2 separate regions of the Homo sapiens genome follow, and region 1 is linked to region 2. A link is an interaction called in ENCODE POLR2A ChIA-PET data of the cell type or tissue named here. Cell type or tissue: K562. All regions are shown on one strand. Links, peaks and the distances in the headings refer to the core of each region. The heading gives the core; the rest is flanking DNA.

Region 1 (8,394 bases), core at 2,274-7,273, 64 kb before region 2:
CAGCTTGTTAGTTAAGATGATTACATCATGAATCCATGGCGAGTAAACTTTTGTAAGACCATTGAGTCACTCTGGTGTTGCAAGTATAGACGGATCTGATTGCCTAATTCCAGGAGGGTTAGGCCCTGACCTCAGTCATGACTACTTTCTGAATAGGCTTGGCACCAGGAATTGAGTGGGAGGAACCTAGGTGATCTAGGAGTTTAAACAAAAATAAAATCTTCAATTTTAGAAGAAAAGATGTCCCAAGAAACTGCTCCATGATGGGTAGGAGATAAAAAAGTGGAAACAGGTACCTGAGCAGGAAAAACTATGTTCATGATTTTATACTAGCTCTTGAGGTTTTAGTCTTGTGTTAGGAAAAGTGGATTTAGGATTAAAGTCTTCTGTCCGTACACAATCTACAGCATTAAAAGATTTTACCCTATCAGATTGGCACATGCCTGTGGGAACAGCTAATCGGGAGGCTGGTGTGGGAGCATCACTTGAGCCTGGAAGTTGGAGGTTGCAGTGAGCCAAGATCAAGCCACTGCACTCCAGCCTGAGTGACAGAGTGAGACCCCTATCTCAATTAAAAAAAAAAAAAAATCTTACCCTATCAAAGATTCGAGTTCAGTGAAGATCCATTATAAAATACTTCCTCCTTCAAATAGAGATGATGATAACAGGCATCGATGCAATACTCTTAGTAAGCATTGACTCTTGGTTGTTTTTTAGTCAAAGATTTCTAATTCTGGCTCTATTACTGAAAGACCATCTGGCCACCCATTATGGTACACAGGTTATATAACAAGAATGCTATGGTTATTGACTGAAAGCCATTTTATAATGAGACACCCTATTGCTATTACATAAAAGGCAGTCTCAGCTATAGAACGAATTCTCCCTTGGTCAGTCACTGTGGTCCTACTAATCATGGAGGGAAAAGATGTTTCTCTCAGAAAATCTAAACTGAGTAGGAAAGCCCCAGGAGGTGCAAGCCTGGTTGCACATTAGAATTGGCTAGAAGTTTTAATAAATACTCATGATAGCCCTTGAACATATGAAAAGATGCTTGACCTCACTCCTAATAAGAGCAATGCAAAATAAAACTACTTTGAACATTTTTTTTCACCTATCAGATTGGCAAGAGTCTAAAAGTTGAACATAAAATTTTATTAATATCCAGTTCTCCTCTACTTCTGAGAATATGGACTATACAATTTCCTGCACCCCCTGAATTTAGGCTTAGCATGTGACTCATTCTGGCCCATAAAATGTGAGCAGAATTAACATATTTTCCTCTGGGCTGAAGGATTTAATAGCTGGTGCTATTAATCAAACTATGGGGATTCTCCAGTTCTGTTCCCCAATTCAGCTACTAAGTGAGAAGGTGAAGTGTTCCATTTGGTGCAGCCTCAGGATGGGGGAGTTTCACCACCCTGGATCTGAGCCGCTGCACCGAGGAACATTGCCCTGTGTCAGAAATAGTTAAGCCACTGCTGCATAATCCCAGCCCATTGTGACACACGCTGTTGATGAAGCTGTGAGTAAACAGGTATTCTCCTATATTGCTGCAATAGTACCAAATGCTAAAAGCATCATGGAGGGCAATTTGACCATAGCTATAGATGCACATTTATCATTTAATCTATCATTTAATTCCACTTCTGGGAATTCATCCTACAGAAATGCCTGCATACATATGAAATGATGTATGCACAAAGTTATACATTATGGCATTGTTTGTAACGAGAGTTTGGAAATAAATATCTAAGTATGGAGACTGGTTAAATAGACTATGGTCTATCTTCACAATGGAATAGTATGCAAATATAAAAACAAACAAACAAACAACAAGGAAACTCTCAAAATGCTGATGTGGAAATTATTCCAGGATATATTGTTAGATTTTTAAAAAGCAAGACGCAGAAGAGTGGATATGTTTCCTTTAGTGTAAGAAAGGGGGAAAATAAAAATATTCTTACATAAACATTTGTGTGATACACAAGAGATGAATAGAAGTAGTTAACTATAGGGTCCTCCAAGTCGGATGGGATGGGAGCAGGACTTCTCAATAAATACCATTTGTATCACTTTATATTTGAACCATTTTAATACATTATTTTTTTTTAATATAGTACTCAGGTCTCCCTGCAAGCCAAATAAATAAATCAGTCTTCTGGGATCAGGACTGGGCTTTTTGTTGTTGTTGTTTTTTTATGCTATGCAGGTGATCAAATGTTCAGTCAGCACTGAGAATCGGTGTTTTAAGCTTCAGTCTCAGATGAAACACGATATCTGAGAGGCAGTTTTTGTGTTGTGGGTATGGGTAGTATTTGGCCTTTGCTCTGTGTTCTAGAACCTAACTCTGATGGCTCAAGTAACCCTTCTGGTTGGAATACTATAACTAGATGAGGGAGCTCCATCTGGCACAGATGTTGACAGTGCTGTGGGATATGCCCGGATCATGTGCCAGGCTATCTGGAACTGAATACTCTGAACTAGAGAATTGGGCTAGACACAGAGATGAAGTAAGATGCAAACCAATATTGAATTTATCAAGGCTGTGTGGTTATAATCAGGGGTCTTTTTTAGGGGAAGACATCTATTAGAAGTTGTGGTAGTAGGTTGGGCACGGTGGCTCACGCCTGTAATCCTAGCACTTTGGGAGGCCAAGGCGGGCAGATCACGAGGTCAGGAGTTTGAGACCAGCTTGACCAACATGGTCAAACCCTGTCTCTACTAAAAATACAAATATTAGCCAGGCGTGGTGGCAGGCGCCTGTAATCCCAGCTACTCAGGAGGCTGAGGCAGGAGAATCGCTTGAGCATGGGAGGCGGAGGTTGCAGTGAGCCAAGATTGCGCCACTGCACTCCAGCCTCGGCGACAGGGCAAGACTCCGTCTCAAAAAAACAAAAAAGAATTTGTGGTAGTGACCTTAAAAAAGTTCTGGGTCACACTGGGAGCAACACAAAAGGCACACATTCAATATAGAAGATTTTTGACCTAAAGTTGGCAAACAATGGCCCATGGGCCAAATCTTGCCCATCAACTCTACCTTTATGGCTTGTGGGCAAAGAGTGTTTTTTTGTTTGTTTGTTTGTTTTGAGATGGAGTTTTGCTCTTGTTGCCCAGGCTGGAGTGCAATGGCACGATCTTGGCTCACCGCAACCTCTGCCTCCCGGGTTCAAGCAATTTTCCTGCCTCAGCCTCCCAAGTAGCTGGGATTACAGGCATGTGCCACCACGCCTGGCTACTTTTGTATTTTTAGTAGAGACAGGGTTTCTCCATGTTGATCAAGCTGGTCTCACCTCAGGTGATCCACCCACCTCAGCCTCCCAAAGTGTTGGGCGTGAGCCACCGCACCCAGTCAAGAGTGGTTTTTACATCTTTAAACGGTTGGGGGGAAAATCAAAAGAATATCTCATGATACATGAAGATTATGTGAAATTCAAATTTCAGGGCCCATAAATAAAGTTTTCCTGGAATATAGCTGTACCTAAACCTATTGGGACAAAGTCACATACAGTGTGGCTGCTTTCCCACTACAATGGCAGAGTTGAGTAGTTGTGGCAGACACGTACCTGGCACTCTCATCCCTTTGTGCTGCTGCTCAGTGCACTACAAGTTGGAGTGCTGCAATTATAATTCAGCAGTATTTTGGCCAGGCGTGGTGGCACACGCCTGTAATCCCAGCACTTTGGGAGGCTGAGGTGGGCAGATCACAAGGTCAGGAGTTCGAGACCAGCCTGATCAACATGGTGAAACCCCATCTCTACTAAAAATACAAAAATTAGCCAGGTGTGGTGGTGGGTGCCTGTAGTCCCAGCTACTCAGGAGGCCGAGGTAGAGGAATCACTTGAACCTGGGAGGCGGAGGTTGCCGTGAGCCGAGATCATGCCACTGCACTCCAGCCTGGCGACAGAGCAAGACTCCTTCTCAAAAAAAAAAAAAAAAAAAATTGCCAATGCACGTTCTTGTATCAAAAGAAGAAAAGTATAATTTTCTTTTTTTGAGACAGGGTCTCGCTGTCTCAATGCCCAAGCTGGAGTGCCGTGGTGTTTAATCACAGCTAACTGCAGCCTTGACCTCCTGGGCTCAAGCAATTCTCCTACCTCAGCCTCCTGAGTAGCTGGGGCCACTATGCACAGCTAATTTTTAAAAATTTTTTGTGGAAATGGGGTCTTGCTATGTTGCCCAGGCTGGTCTCAAACTCCTGACCTCAAGTGATCCTCCTGCCCCAGCCTCCCAAAGTGCTGCGATTACAGGCATGAGCCACCACACCAGGCCAGAAAAGTAGACTTTGGATGTCACACTTTCAAGGCAAAGTGTAGATTATTTTGTTACTGTATACAATTGCAAGGTCGGGGGCGCAGTGGCTCACACCTGTAATCCCAGCTACTTGGGAGGCTGAGGCAGAAGAATCACTTGAACCCGGGAGACGGAGGTTGCAGTAAGCCGAGATTGCACCACTGCACTCCAGCCTGGGTGACAAGAGTAAAACTGTCTCAAAAAAAAAAAAAGCATACAATTGCGAAGTATTGTGTTTATTATGCAGTGACACCGTATCTGTGCTAAAAGAATAAAATGTATGTTAACTTAGACTAAGCAGTCATCACAGTATTACCAATTTATAGGAAAGCAACAGTCAGAAAAATTGGAAAATTTTGGCTAGGTGCTGTGGCTCATGCCTGTAATCCCAACACTTTGGGAGGCTGAGGCAGGAGAACTGCTTGAGCCCAGGAATTTGAGACCATCCTGGGTAACACAGCAAGACCTCATCACTACCAAAAAAAAAAAAAAATTGGCCAGGAGTGGTGGCATGTGCCTGTGCTCCCAGCTGCTTGGGAAGCTGAGGTGGGAAGACTGCCTCAGCCCAGGAAGTCGTGGCTGCAGTGAGCTGTGATCATGCCACCGCACTCCAGCCTGGGTGACAAAGCAAAACCCGTCTCAGAAAAAGGAAAAAAAAAAAAAAAGAAAGAAATAAAGAAAAAAAATAGGAAAATTTCAAATGGAACATCTTATCAGAATTTCTGCACAAAAATGAAAAATGAGGCTGGGTGTGGTAGCTCATGCTTATAATCCCAACACTTTGGGAGGCCAAGGTGGGAGGATCACTTGAGCCCAGGAGTTTGAGACCAGACTGGGCAACATAGCAAGACCCTGCCTGTACAAAAAAAAATTTTTTAATTAGGCAGGTGTGGTGGCACATGCCTATAGTACCAGCTACTTGGGAGGCTGAGGTGGGAGAATCACTTGAGCCCTGGAGGTAGAGGCTGCAGTGAGCTGTGATCATGCCACTGCACTCCAACTTGGGTGCCAGAGTGAAACCCTGTTTCAAAAAAAAAAAAGAAAAGAAAAAATGAAAATGAAACTGCAAAAGTAAGTTTCCAAGGGGCTTATGTGTTAGCCAAAGAAAGCTGCTTACTGGCGGTGAGTTCATTAAATTGTGTTTGTCGTAGCAGAAGAAAAGTGTCCAAAGAAAAATGATTTTGAATGATTTTCCTTGATTATCAACGACTTGATAGATGTTACCATTAGTGCTCAATTGTTGTTTATTTGAGGTGCCAATGCTGAATATAAAATCACTGACAAATACATTTCTCTTGAATAGTGTGCATGGAATAACTATAGGCAATATTCTGAAAAGTTGGCCGGGTATGGTGGCTCATGCTTGTAATCCTAACACTTTGGGAGGCCAAGGACAGCAGACTGCTTGAGCCCAGGAATTCGAGACCAGCCTGGGCAACACAGTGGGCCCTCATCTCTAATAGACTTAACCTCTGCCAGGCACAGTGGCTCATGCCTGTAATCCAGCACTTTTGGAGGCTGACGCAGGCAGATCACCTGAGGTCGGGAGTTCGAGACCAGCCTGGCCAACAGGGTGAAACGCTGTCTCTACTACAAATGCAAAAATTAGCCAGACGTGTTGGCACACACCTGTCATTCCAGCTGCTCGGGAAGCTGAGGCATGAGAGTCGCTTGAGCCTGGGAGGCAGAGGTTGCACTGAGCCAAGATCATGCCACTGCACTCCAGCCTGGGTGACAGAGTGAGACTCTGTCTCAAAAATAAATAAATAGGCCGGGTGTGGTGGCTCACACCTGTAATCCCAGCACTTTGGGAGGCCGAGGCAGGCGGATCACCTGAGGTCAGGAGTTCAAGACCAGCCTGCCCAACATGGTGAAACCCAGTGTCTACAAAAATACAAAAATTAGCCATGCATGTTGGCGCGCGCCTGTAATCCCAGCTACTCAGGAGGCTGAGGCAGGAAAATCACTTGAACCCAGGAGGCAGAGGTTGCAGTGAGCCGAGATCATGCCATTGCACTCTAGCCTGGGCGACAGAGCGAGACTCCATCTCAAAAAAACAAACAAACAATAACAAAATAAATAAATAAAAGACTTGAACTCAGACCAGACGTGATGACCAGCTGAATTTAAGCATATTAGTCAGCAGAGGAAAAGAAACTAACCAGGATTCCCTCAGTAATGGCAAGTGAACAGGTAAGAGCCCAGCACCAAATGCCTGCCTTGCAGAGTTTTTACATATATATGTGTGTGTGTGTGTGTGCATTATATATATACGTATTCTTTTTAAGTTGAGAAAACAATAATTCAGTATAACCCAAAGTGGAATCTGCTAAAATGGGTAACAAGTGATGGTGGTAATCATGTATGAAGCAGAAAAAGGCTTAGTTGAGCAAATTTATAAAGCCCTGGAAAATATAAGGTGTTTAGAGCCTATGGTTATTTATGACATTATTCATCTGAAACTAATCCATGATAAAAATATATATATATTTTTGAGACAGAGTCTCTCTCAGTCACCCAGGCTGGCGTGCAGTGGCGCAATCTCAGTTCACTGCAACCTCTGCCTCCCAGGTTCAAGTGATTCTCCTGCCTCAGCCCCCTGAGTAGCTGGGACTACAGGCGCACGCCACCATGCCTCGCTAATTTTTCTATTTTTAGTAGAGATGGGGTTTCACCACGCTGGTCTCAAACTCCTGACCTCAGGTGAGCTGCCTGCCTTGGCCTCCCAAAGTGCTGGGATTACAGGTGTGAGCCACCACACCCAGCCCTTTTTTTTTTTTTTTTTGAGACACAGTCTCACTGTGTCACCCAGGCTAGAATACAGTGGCATGATCTGGGGCTCACTGCAGCTTCAACCTCCTAGGCTCAAGCACTCCTCCTGACTCAGACTTCCAAAGTGTTGTGTTTACAGGCATGAGCCACCACACGTGGCAACTGTAGCTATTATTTTTTGATACGGAGTCTCACTCTGTCACCAAGGCTGGAGTGCATTGGTGCGATCTCGGCTCACTGCAACCTCCACCTCCTGGGCTCAAGCGATTCTCCTGCCTCAGCCTTCCCAGTAGCTGGGACTACAGGCATGTGCCACCATGCCTGGTCTTTAGTAGAGACGGGGTTTCACCATGTTGGCCAGGCTGGTCTTGAACTCCTGACCTCAGCTGATCTGCCTATCTCGGCCTCCCAAAGTGTTGGGATTACAGGCATGAGCCACCGCAGCTGGTCTGGCGATTGTAATTATTTTAGAAGACAAGAGTTTAAGTATAATACCATCTAGAAACCCTGGGAATATGCAAGCTAAGGAAGAATCAAAATCTATATGTTACAGCTTTTTTTTTTTTTTTTTTGAGACGGAGTCTGGCTCTATCGCCCAGGCTGGAGTGCAGTGGTGCAATCTCGGCTCACTGCAAGCTCCGCCTCCCGGGTTCACGCCATTCTCCTGCCTCAGCCTCCCGAGTAGCGGGGACTACAGGCGCCTGCCACCATGCCCGGCTAATTTTTTGTATTTTTAGTAGAGATGGGTTTTCACCATGTTAGCCAGGATAGTCTTGATCTCCTTACATCGTGATCCACCCACCTCGGCCTCCAAAAGTGCTGGGATTACAGGCATGAGCCACTGCGCCCGGCCTATTACAGCTTTTTTAATGGTTTCTTTCTGTTTCTCTACTCATTGCTGTTTTGCTATCTCAGCATTTAGTAACTTTTTTTGGAATGTTTTTGACAGGGTCTTGCTCTGTTGCCTAGGCTGAGGTGCAGTGGCACAATCAAGGCTTACTGCAGCCTCGACCTCCTGGGCTCAGATGATCCCCCAACCTCAGCCTCCTGAGTAGCTGGGACTTGAACACCTGGGCTCAAGTGATCTACCCACCTTGGCCTCCCAAAGTGCTGGGATTACAGGCATGAGCCAACATGCCCAGCCTGGAAAGTTTATTTTATGCTTGTCTCAACTGTGCTAAGGAAAAATAAAGGAAAGTATCTTTTACAAAAATTTTATTATGACAAATTCCAAACATACATAAAAGTATTATAGAATATAATTAACCCTACCCTCGCATCATGTCACCTGGTTTCAATAATTATCAATCTCACATGGCCATTCTTGTT
Region 2 (8,394 bases), core at 1,669-6,668:
GATGACCCACCAGGCAGAGGGACCCACTTGCCTCTGCTCCAAGAAGCCACTCTTCCTCCCCCGCTCCTGTGCTGTGGACACCTAGGCCTGGGCTGGATCCCTCTCTGCCTCAAAATGTGCCTTGGGCAGATGACGTCCATTGTCTCCCCCTAGCAGTGGGTGGGATGATGCCAGCTGGCCTCATACCAGGCGTCTGTGGCACCGCTGGGCTGGCAGGAGGCCCTGGCAGAAGATGCCACCTGCAGGTTCTTTTAAAGGACCCCAAATGGCTGGCCTGCCTGGGACCCGTGGCCCCAGGACTTCCAGTGTCGGGGGTGGCCACCCTCACCAAAGGCAGTCCTAAGAACTTAGGCAAATCCAGCCCTGCCCCTTTCTGGCTGTGTGGCCTTGGGCAGGTGATTTCCCCTCTCTGAGCCTCTGCATCCTCATTGTAAAGTGGGGCTGTTGTGCCTAGCATGAGGGCCTGGCACACCAGAAGCACTTGCGGAATTTTTTTTTTTTGAGACAGAGTTCACTCCTTCTCCCATGCTGGAGTGCAGTGGCGTGATCTCGGCTCACTGCAAGCTCCGCCTCCCAGGTTCATGCCATTCTCCTGCCTCAGCCTCCCAAGTAGCTGGAACTACAGGCGCCCGCCACCACGCCCAGCTATTTTTTTGTATTTTTAGTAGAGACGGGGTTTCACCGTGTTAGCCAGGATGGTCTCTATCTCCTGACCTTGTGATCCGCCCATCTCGGCCTCCCAAGGAATATTATTTGTTATCCCTTTTCTGAGCTGGGCTCTGTGCTGCCAGGCCTCCCCTGTGGGGCTGTAGCCAGAGGCTCAGGCCCCAGGTGCCCATGCTGGGCAGGTCAGGCATGAGGCTCAGGGAATTTCCAGATATGGGAGTGACAGCATTTGGGGCCTGAGGGTTCAGCTGGGGTCTTAAGGGGCCACAAAGAGACTAGATCAAGCAGAAGACCTCTGTGCAAATCCTTCACTTTCTATCTTGCTCCACTCGATTCTGTGGCTCCGTGTGCATCAGCACCTGCTTCCTGGGTTCCCTCTGTGCTCCTGTGTGTCCTGTCTGAGTAGTTGATAAGAAGGTATCAGACCAGTCCCTCACCTAGCTCAGAGCTAGGAGGAAGTGCAGCTCTCTTAGCATCTGTTCACCTGCCTTTTATTAGGCCATAACTGATACCTAAAGGCTTTCCATCCTCACCATGGCTGCTAGGAGGCTCAGAGCTAACTGGTAAAACACTGCTGCCCAACTCCATCTATTGAGCTTCTACTCTGGGTTACATACAGTATTTCCTTCAGCATTCACTGTCACCAACGAGGTAGGCATTTGCTGTTCTCTCTGTTTTATTTTCATTTTTTGAGATGGGGTCTCATTCTGTTGCCCAGGTTGGAGTAAAGTCGCATAATCATAGCTCGCAGCAACCTAGAACTCCTGGGCTCAAGTGATCCTCCCACCTCCTGAGTAGCAGGGACTACAGGCCTGCACCACCACGACTGGCAATTTTATTTATTTTTTTAACTTTTTTATTTTTTGAGAGACAATCTCACTCCCTCACCCAGGCTGGAGTGCAATGGCTTGATCTTGGCTCACTGCAACCTCCGCCTCCCAGGTTCAAGCGATTCTCCTGCCTCAGGCTCCCAAGTAGCTGGGATTATAAGCGCATGCCATCATGCCTGGCTAATTTTTATATTTTTAGTAGAGACTGGGTTTTGCCATGTTGGCCAGGCTGGTCTCGAACTCCTGACCTCAAGTGATCTGCCTGCCTCGGCCTCTCAAAGTGCTGGGATTACAGGCATGAGCCATCATTCCCGGCCAACTGGCAATTTTTAAATTTTTTGTAGAGACTGCATCTCACCCTGTTGCCCAGGCTGGTCTTGAACTCCTGGACTCAAGCGATCCTCCTGCCTTGGCCTCCCAAAGTGTTGGGATTACAGGCATGAGCCACCACACCTGGCCTTCTCTCCATTTTATAATAAAGGCATCTTAAGGCCCAAAGGGGCTAAGGCAGGTCTTATGGGCAGCCAGAAGTCATGGAGCTGGGGCTGATCCAGTTTTGTGGGTGAGCAGAGACGCCTCTCCCCTCTACCTTTCCAAAGGGCCCCTGACTTAATGGCTTCCATTAGACTGCATCAGTGAGTGGGCTTGGAGCCTTCTGGGAGGAGGTGGAGGATGAGAGCAGCCTGGCTTGGCATTATCTGGCCCCCCTGCCAGGCTATTTGTGAGCTCCCACAGCTTCCACAGCTGGTGTCAGCTAAGTCCAAAGTATTTCTCTTTTTAATTCTTCCAAAAACATTCTAACACCATTACATAAGGTATAGAAAATGGAATGAAAGCCCCACCCATAACCCCCCACCTGATACGATGGCCTCAGTGTGGCTCTGTGCTCTGCATCCTCCCTGCTGGGCTGGGGTCAAGGAACTGACCTTTTCTTTGCCCCTGTGCCCTGCTATGCCTGGGCCTGAGCTGAGGGCTGGGACTTGGGGCTGGGGAGGGGACCTGGCCAGCGTGGAGGATTTAGCAGAGCATGAGATGATGGATGGGCTGGGCAGCCAGGAGAGGCAACTCCTGAGCCTTGTCTGGGTAGATAGGAAGGATGGCAGCCCCAGCCCAGGGGACAGCTCAGGCAAAGGCCTGGAGGTGCATCTCGGCAGCCTCTCTGGGTTCTTGGTTTCTGGAGTGTCAGTTCTGAGGTGGAAGGGATGAGAGGTAAAACCCAGAGGTGCTGGTGCCTTGGGAAGTGAGAGAGGTACCTCCTGCTCCAGCATCGGGCCCATGCTGTGCCAGGGGCTTAGTGTCCATCACTCAGCTTCCTCCCTGCAGCAGCAGCCTGGGAGGCCAGATTATTGCTGCTAAAAATTCTGTTTATTGTTCCCTTCTAATTAGAAAAATATCCCAGGCACATCACAGGGAATTTGGAAAATGTGCAAAAGTATAAAGAAGAAAATGGCAATCTCTGGCTCACTCCCCGCTAGAGCTGGCCCCGTGGGCACGCTGGGGAAGTGGCTCTGTATGGAGGCTGTGGGGGGGGGGGGCTGTGCCCCCTCTGTGCCATCCACATGCATTCCCATGCTCAGGTTCACCCCCAGGGCACACGAGGACACTGAAAACCCAGCACCTGGTTAGTGATGAAGGATTCTCAAATTGGTGAGAAGAGCTATTTTGAGAAGTTGAAATCGGGCCGGGAGTGGTGGCCCACGCCTGTAATCCCAGCATTTTGGGAGGCCGAAGCGGGTGGATCACCTGAGGTCAGGAGTTCGAGACCAGCCTGACCAACATGGAGCCCTGTCTCTACTAAAAATACAAAAATTAGTCAGGTGTGGTGGCACACGCCTGTAATCCCAGCTGCTCAAGAGGTTGAGGCAGGAGAATCGCTTGAACCTGGGAGGGGGAAGTTGCAGTGAGCCAAGATCGCACCATTGCACTCCAGCCTGGGCAACAACAGCGAAACTCCATCTCAAAAAAAAAAAAAAAAGAAGAAGTTGAAATTATGCTGTGAATTATGCTGTGTACATTTTTTTTAATTTTTGAAAAAAATTCAAATATATGGGAAAGTTGTAAGACTAGAACAATGAACCCTTGACTTCCTGTCACCCAGATTCACTGGCTGGGAACTGAGCTGCTGCCACTTTTGAATTCCTGTATGTACATGAGTCATACCCTGAGATGTCAGGGACATTGTCATTGTCCATCAGAAGATGCAGGACTGTAGGGCCTCAGGGTTCTTTCTGCCACAGAGGTTTCTGCAGCCAGGAGAACTGCAGGGTCGAAGGAACTCAGCTCTGTGTCCCCCTCACTAACACTGTAATTGAAAAAGGAGGCGGGGTGTGGTAGCTCAAGCCTGTAATCCCAGCACTTTGGGAGGCTGAGGCGGGCAGATCACTTGAGGTCAGGAGTTTGAGACCAGCCTGGCCAACATGGCAAAACCCTGTCTCTACCAACCCTGTCACGCCACACCTCTGGCGTGGTGGTATGCACATGAAGTCCCAGCTACTGGGGAGGCTGAGATGGGAGAATCACTTGAACCCAGGAGGCAGAGACTGCAGCGAGCCGAGATTGCATGACTGCACTACAGCTTGGGCGACAGAGTGAGACCCTGTCTCAAAAAAAAAAAGAAAAAAGAGACATGCAGAAACGAATTCAAGCAGACCCGGGAGCACCCCCACCCATCCATGCCCCTCCGCTGCTTCGTGCCAGGTTTAAGGCTCTTTGCTGGGCTGGTGGTGCAGAGGGAATTCTGGGGAGGTTGCCAGGCAGGGCTGAGCCTCCTGGCACCCCGAGGAGCTGGCCTCTGCACCCAGCTTGAGGGATGGGGGAGGAAGTTGGCTGAGGTGGGGGGCTCAAGGCGCTGCCTTGCCCACAGTGGAGCTCAAGATCGAGGTGGTGCTGCCTGAGAAGGAGCGAGGCAAGGAGGAGCTGTCGGCCAGTGGGAAGGGCAGCCCCCGGGCCTACCAGGGCAATGGCACGGCCCGCCACTTCCACACGGAGGAGCGCCTGTCCACCCCTCACCCCTACCCCAGCCCTCAGGATTGCGTGGAGGCTGCTGTCTGCCACGTCAAGGACCTCGAGAATGGCCAGTGGGTTCTGGGCTTGCCTGGGAGCGGGGATCAGGGGTCCCAAGGTGGGAGGGTGAGGGGGCCATAGCCGGGGGTCGGGGTTGGCCTGAAGGGGCTATGACCAGCTGCTGCCCTGGTCACTGCCTTTGTGGCTTCTACCGGTCTGGGCCTGCTCCCCAGAAGGCTGGACACTGGGAGGAGCTGCCAGGAGGTTGTGCCTGGTGTCTGGCCTGACCTCTGAGTGCTGCGGTTCCCCAGGATGCGGGAAGTGGAGCTGGGCTGGGGGAAGGTGTTGCTGGTGAAGGACAATGGGGAGTTCCACGCCCTGGGCCATAAGTGTCCGCACTACGGCGCACCCCTGGTGAAAGGTGAGCTGTCAGGTGGGAGGCGTGAGGGGGACCTTCCAGGCCCCATGCCAGCTTGGCTCCTCCCCAGACCCCAGGATCTTCATCTATTAGTGAAGTCTCCTGGGCTGTGGGGAGGGGCCCGCAGTTGCCGGGGCACTGAGATCCTTGGGAAGCAACCCCTGCTGGTGGGCGCAGCCTAACACCTCCCCTTCCCAGGCGTTCTGTCCCGTGGTCGGGTGCGCTGCCCCTGGCACGGCGCCTGCTTCAACATCAGCACTGGGGACCTGGAGGACTTCCCTGGCCTGGACAGTCTACACAAGTTCCAGGTGGGGCCAGGAGTGCGATGGGGTGGGAACCTGGGGGTGTGGGGTTCGGGGCTGGTCCTGAGCAATGCAGCCCTTGCAGGTGAAGATTGAGAAGGAGAAGGTGTACGTCCGGGCCAGCAAGCAGGTGAGGGGATAGCTCGGGGCTCAGGCAGAAGGGAGGAGCCGGGAGGGCATCTTGGCCCAGAGAATGCCATGTGCAAAGCCCTGTGGTGGGAGGAGCTTGGCACGTGTCACTGGAGCAGAGTGAGGGGTTGCGGTAGGGATGAGGCTGGGCTGGAGCGCCAGGACCTGCCTGCCAGGATGATGGCATGCAGAGGATGGCAGTGACCCTCCACCCTCCTGGCACCCACAGGCCCTACAGCTGCAGCGAAGGACCAAGGTGATGGCCAAGTGTATCTCTCCAAGTGCTGGGTACAGCAGTAGCACCAATGTGCTCATTGTGGGTGCAGGTTGGTAGTGGGGTCATGAGGGGCAGGGTGGGAGATGGGATTGGTGAGAAGTGGTTCCTGGCCCACGGGCCCCTCCCCTCAGGTGCAGCTGGCCTGGTGTGTGCAGAGACACTGCGGCAGGAGGGCTTCTCCGACCGGATCGTCCTGTGCACGCTAGACCGGCACCTTCCCTACGACCGTCCCAAGCTCAGCAAGGTACAGGGGGTGGGGCAAGTAGGGACCCTATCCCTCTGGGTCCCAGTTAAGCCCACTTCAAGCCTTGCTTGTCACCCCATTGGGGTCTGGCCGGCTGCCCTCCCTGCTTATGCCAGGCCTGTCCGTGGTACCCCCAAAAGATCTAGATTTGTTGTTGTTGTTTTGAGACAGGGTCTCACTCTGTCGCCCAGGCTGGGATGCAGTGGCGCCTTCTCGGCTCACTGCAACTTCCACCTCCTGGGTTCAAGCGATTCTCATGCTTCAGCCTTCCGAGTAGCTGGGATTACAGGTGTGCACCACCACCATGCCTGGCTAATTTTTTGTATTTTTAGTAGAGATGGGGTTTCACCATGTTGCCCAGACCAGTCTTGAACTCCTGAGCTCAGCCCATCCGCCCACCTCAGCCTCCCAAGGTGCTAGGATTACAGGTGTGAGCCACTGCACCTGGCTTTTCTTTTTTTGAGACAGAGTCTTGCTCTGTCACTCAGGCTGGAGAGCAGTGCCTGTCTCACGGCTCACTGCAGCGTCGACCTCCACCTCCCGGGCTCAAACGATCCTCCCACCTCTGCCTCCCGGGTAGCTAGGACTACAGGCGCGCACCACCATGCCTGGCTAATATTTTGTATTTTTTGTAGAAATGAGGTCATTTTTGTCATGCTGCCCAGGCTGGTCTTGAACTCCTGGTTCAAGCGATCCTCCTGTCTCAGCCTCCCAAAGTGTTGGGATCACAGGCATGAGTCACTGCGCCTGGCCAGATCTGGGTTTGCTGAGTTCTGTCCTGCAGCCCCTATGTGACTGGGGCTGGCCCCACCTTCCCTGGGCCCCAGTGTCTTCTGCTGTAAACTGGCTCCTCTCAAGCTGGCTCTCCCCTGCAGTCCCTGGACACACAGCCTGAGCAGCTGGCCCTGAGGCCCAAGGAGTTTTTCCGAGCCTATGGCATCGAGGTGCTCACCGAGGCTCAGGTACAGGGTCAAGGGTGGGAAACAGGCCCGAGGAGGGAAGGTGGGAACCGTGAGGTTGTGTGGGCCCCTGGGGTGGGGTCTTGGTGCTCTACCTTCCTGGCCCCACAGCCCAGGCACCTGGGAGGTGCTCCAGGCTTGGGAGACAGCAAGGAGCTTTTTCCTGATGGGTCATAGGCACACACAGAGCCCCACGGTGTGTGGAGATGAACGATCAGGGCTGGATAGGAGATACTGGTGGGACTTGGGAGGGTAAGGAGAGGTTTGAGGGGAAGGTGATGTCTGAAGCGTAAAGAATGAAGCCCAGGTGGCAGGATCTGTTTTAATGGGAGCTTCTCAGAGGCTGTGGCTGGGCTGTGGGTGTACTGCAGGACCGGGGAGTGGGCGGCGAGGCCCAGCCCCATGCCCAAGCTCATGCTCTGCCTGGTGGGGATTGCAGGTGGTCACAGTGGACGTGAGAACTAAGAAGGTCGTGTTCAAGGATGGCTTCAAGCTGGAGTACAGCAAGCTGCTGCTGGCACCAGGGAGCAGGTGGGAGGGTCTCCTTTTTACCCATCGGACACTAGGCAGGGCACTGGCCTGGACGGGGCTGGGGCTGCCAGGAGGCCCTCACTGACACGGCCATGTCTCAGCCCCAAGACTCTGAGCTGCAAAGGCAAAGAAGTGGAGAACGTGTTCACTATCCGGACGCCAGAGGATGCCAATCGCGTGGTGAGGCTGGCCCGAGGCCGCAACGTGGTCGTCGTGGGAGCCGGCTTCCTGGGTGAGAGGTAGTGGGCAGTGGAGATGGTGGTCAGGTCGTCATGGCCAGTCCCAGGGAAGTTCTGGTCGAGGAAGGTGCAGGTGCCAGCCTGCCACCCCCTGCCCATCACCAGGGATGGAGGTGGCCGCTTACCTGACGGAGAAGGCCCACTCTGTGTCTGTGGTGGAGCTGGAGGAGACGCCCTTCAGGAGGTTCCTGGGGGAGCGCGTGGGTCGTGCCCTCATGAAGGTGAGCCCACCCCAGCACCCAGTGCCTTGGAGCCCTGGGGCCCAGCCCGGCCCCTGGCTGGGCTCTCATCCACCGCCCACCTGCCCACTTGCCCTGACAGATGTTTGAGAACAACCGGGTGAAGTTCTACATGCAGACGGAGGTGTCTGAGCTGCGGGGCCAGGAGGGAAAGGTGGGCCCTTCTCCCTTCTCCCTGCTGCTTTCTGTCCTCTGTCCCCTGAGCCTGGGAGCTGGGTCCACCTGTTTATCCACCCACTCCCCACAGCTGAAGGAGGTTGTGCTGAAGAGCAGCAAGGTCGTGCGGGCTGACGTCTGCGTGGTGGGCATTGGTGAGTTGGTGTGTGGGCAGGCAGGCACAAAGCAGCCCAGCCGTCTGCACATGCTCACATGTGACCTTGGGCTAGTCCCTTCCCCTCCCAGAGCCTCAGTTTCCACCACATCTGTCAAATGGGAACCCCCAACCGCCCCCACTTTACGGAGCTGTTGGGGAAGGTATGTACTGGGCTCAGCCCAGGCCTGGCACAGTGGATGCTCCCAGTGCCCGCTGCCCAGTAACACTCATCTCCATGCCCTGC

Evidence for each region. ChIA-PET counts read pairs that join two places held together with the same protein. Peaks named below come from ENCODE experiments on the same cell type or tissue, not always from the same donor. Only the 100,000 strongest peaks of a DNase experiment are listed, where the experiment ranks them.
Region 1: POLR2A ChIA-PET joins it to region 2 with 5 read pairs; 11 of 35 experiments call an interaction of 5 or more read pairs at or near these places.

What each region holds. Positions count from the first base shown.
Region 1 is chr22:20,904,717-20,913,110 of GRCh38, forward strand. No RefSeq gene overlaps it. Among named protein-coding and RNA genes, the nearest start is that of CRKL, 8.5 kb to the right of the region's middle. RefSeq lists an enhancer at 5,259-5,438. In K562, for the core only: no CTCF peak of the experiment used is centred there; no DNase peak of the experiment used is centred there.
Region 2 is chr22:20,968,948-20,977,341 of GRCh38, forward strand. It overlaps AIFM3 (AIF family member 3), which reads left to right. Exons shown (of 21, transcript NM_001386814.1): 3 at 4,360-4,573; 4 at 4,811-4,920; 5 at 5,116-5,225; 6 at 5,305-5,349; 7 at 5,578-5,674; 8 at 5,757-5,869; 9 at 6,745-6,831; 10 at 7,268-7,359; 11 at 7,461-7,591; 12 at 7,704-7,819; 13 at 7,920-7,991; 14 at 8,085-8,148. Among named protein-coding and RNA genes, the nearest start is that of AIFM3, 5.9 kb to the left of the region's middle. RefSeq lists a silencer at 2,961-3,152. In K562, for the core only: no CTCF peak of the experiment used is centred there; DNase peaks (open chromatin) are centred at 2,536, 3,674 and 4,777; H3K27me3 peaks cover 3,784 bases.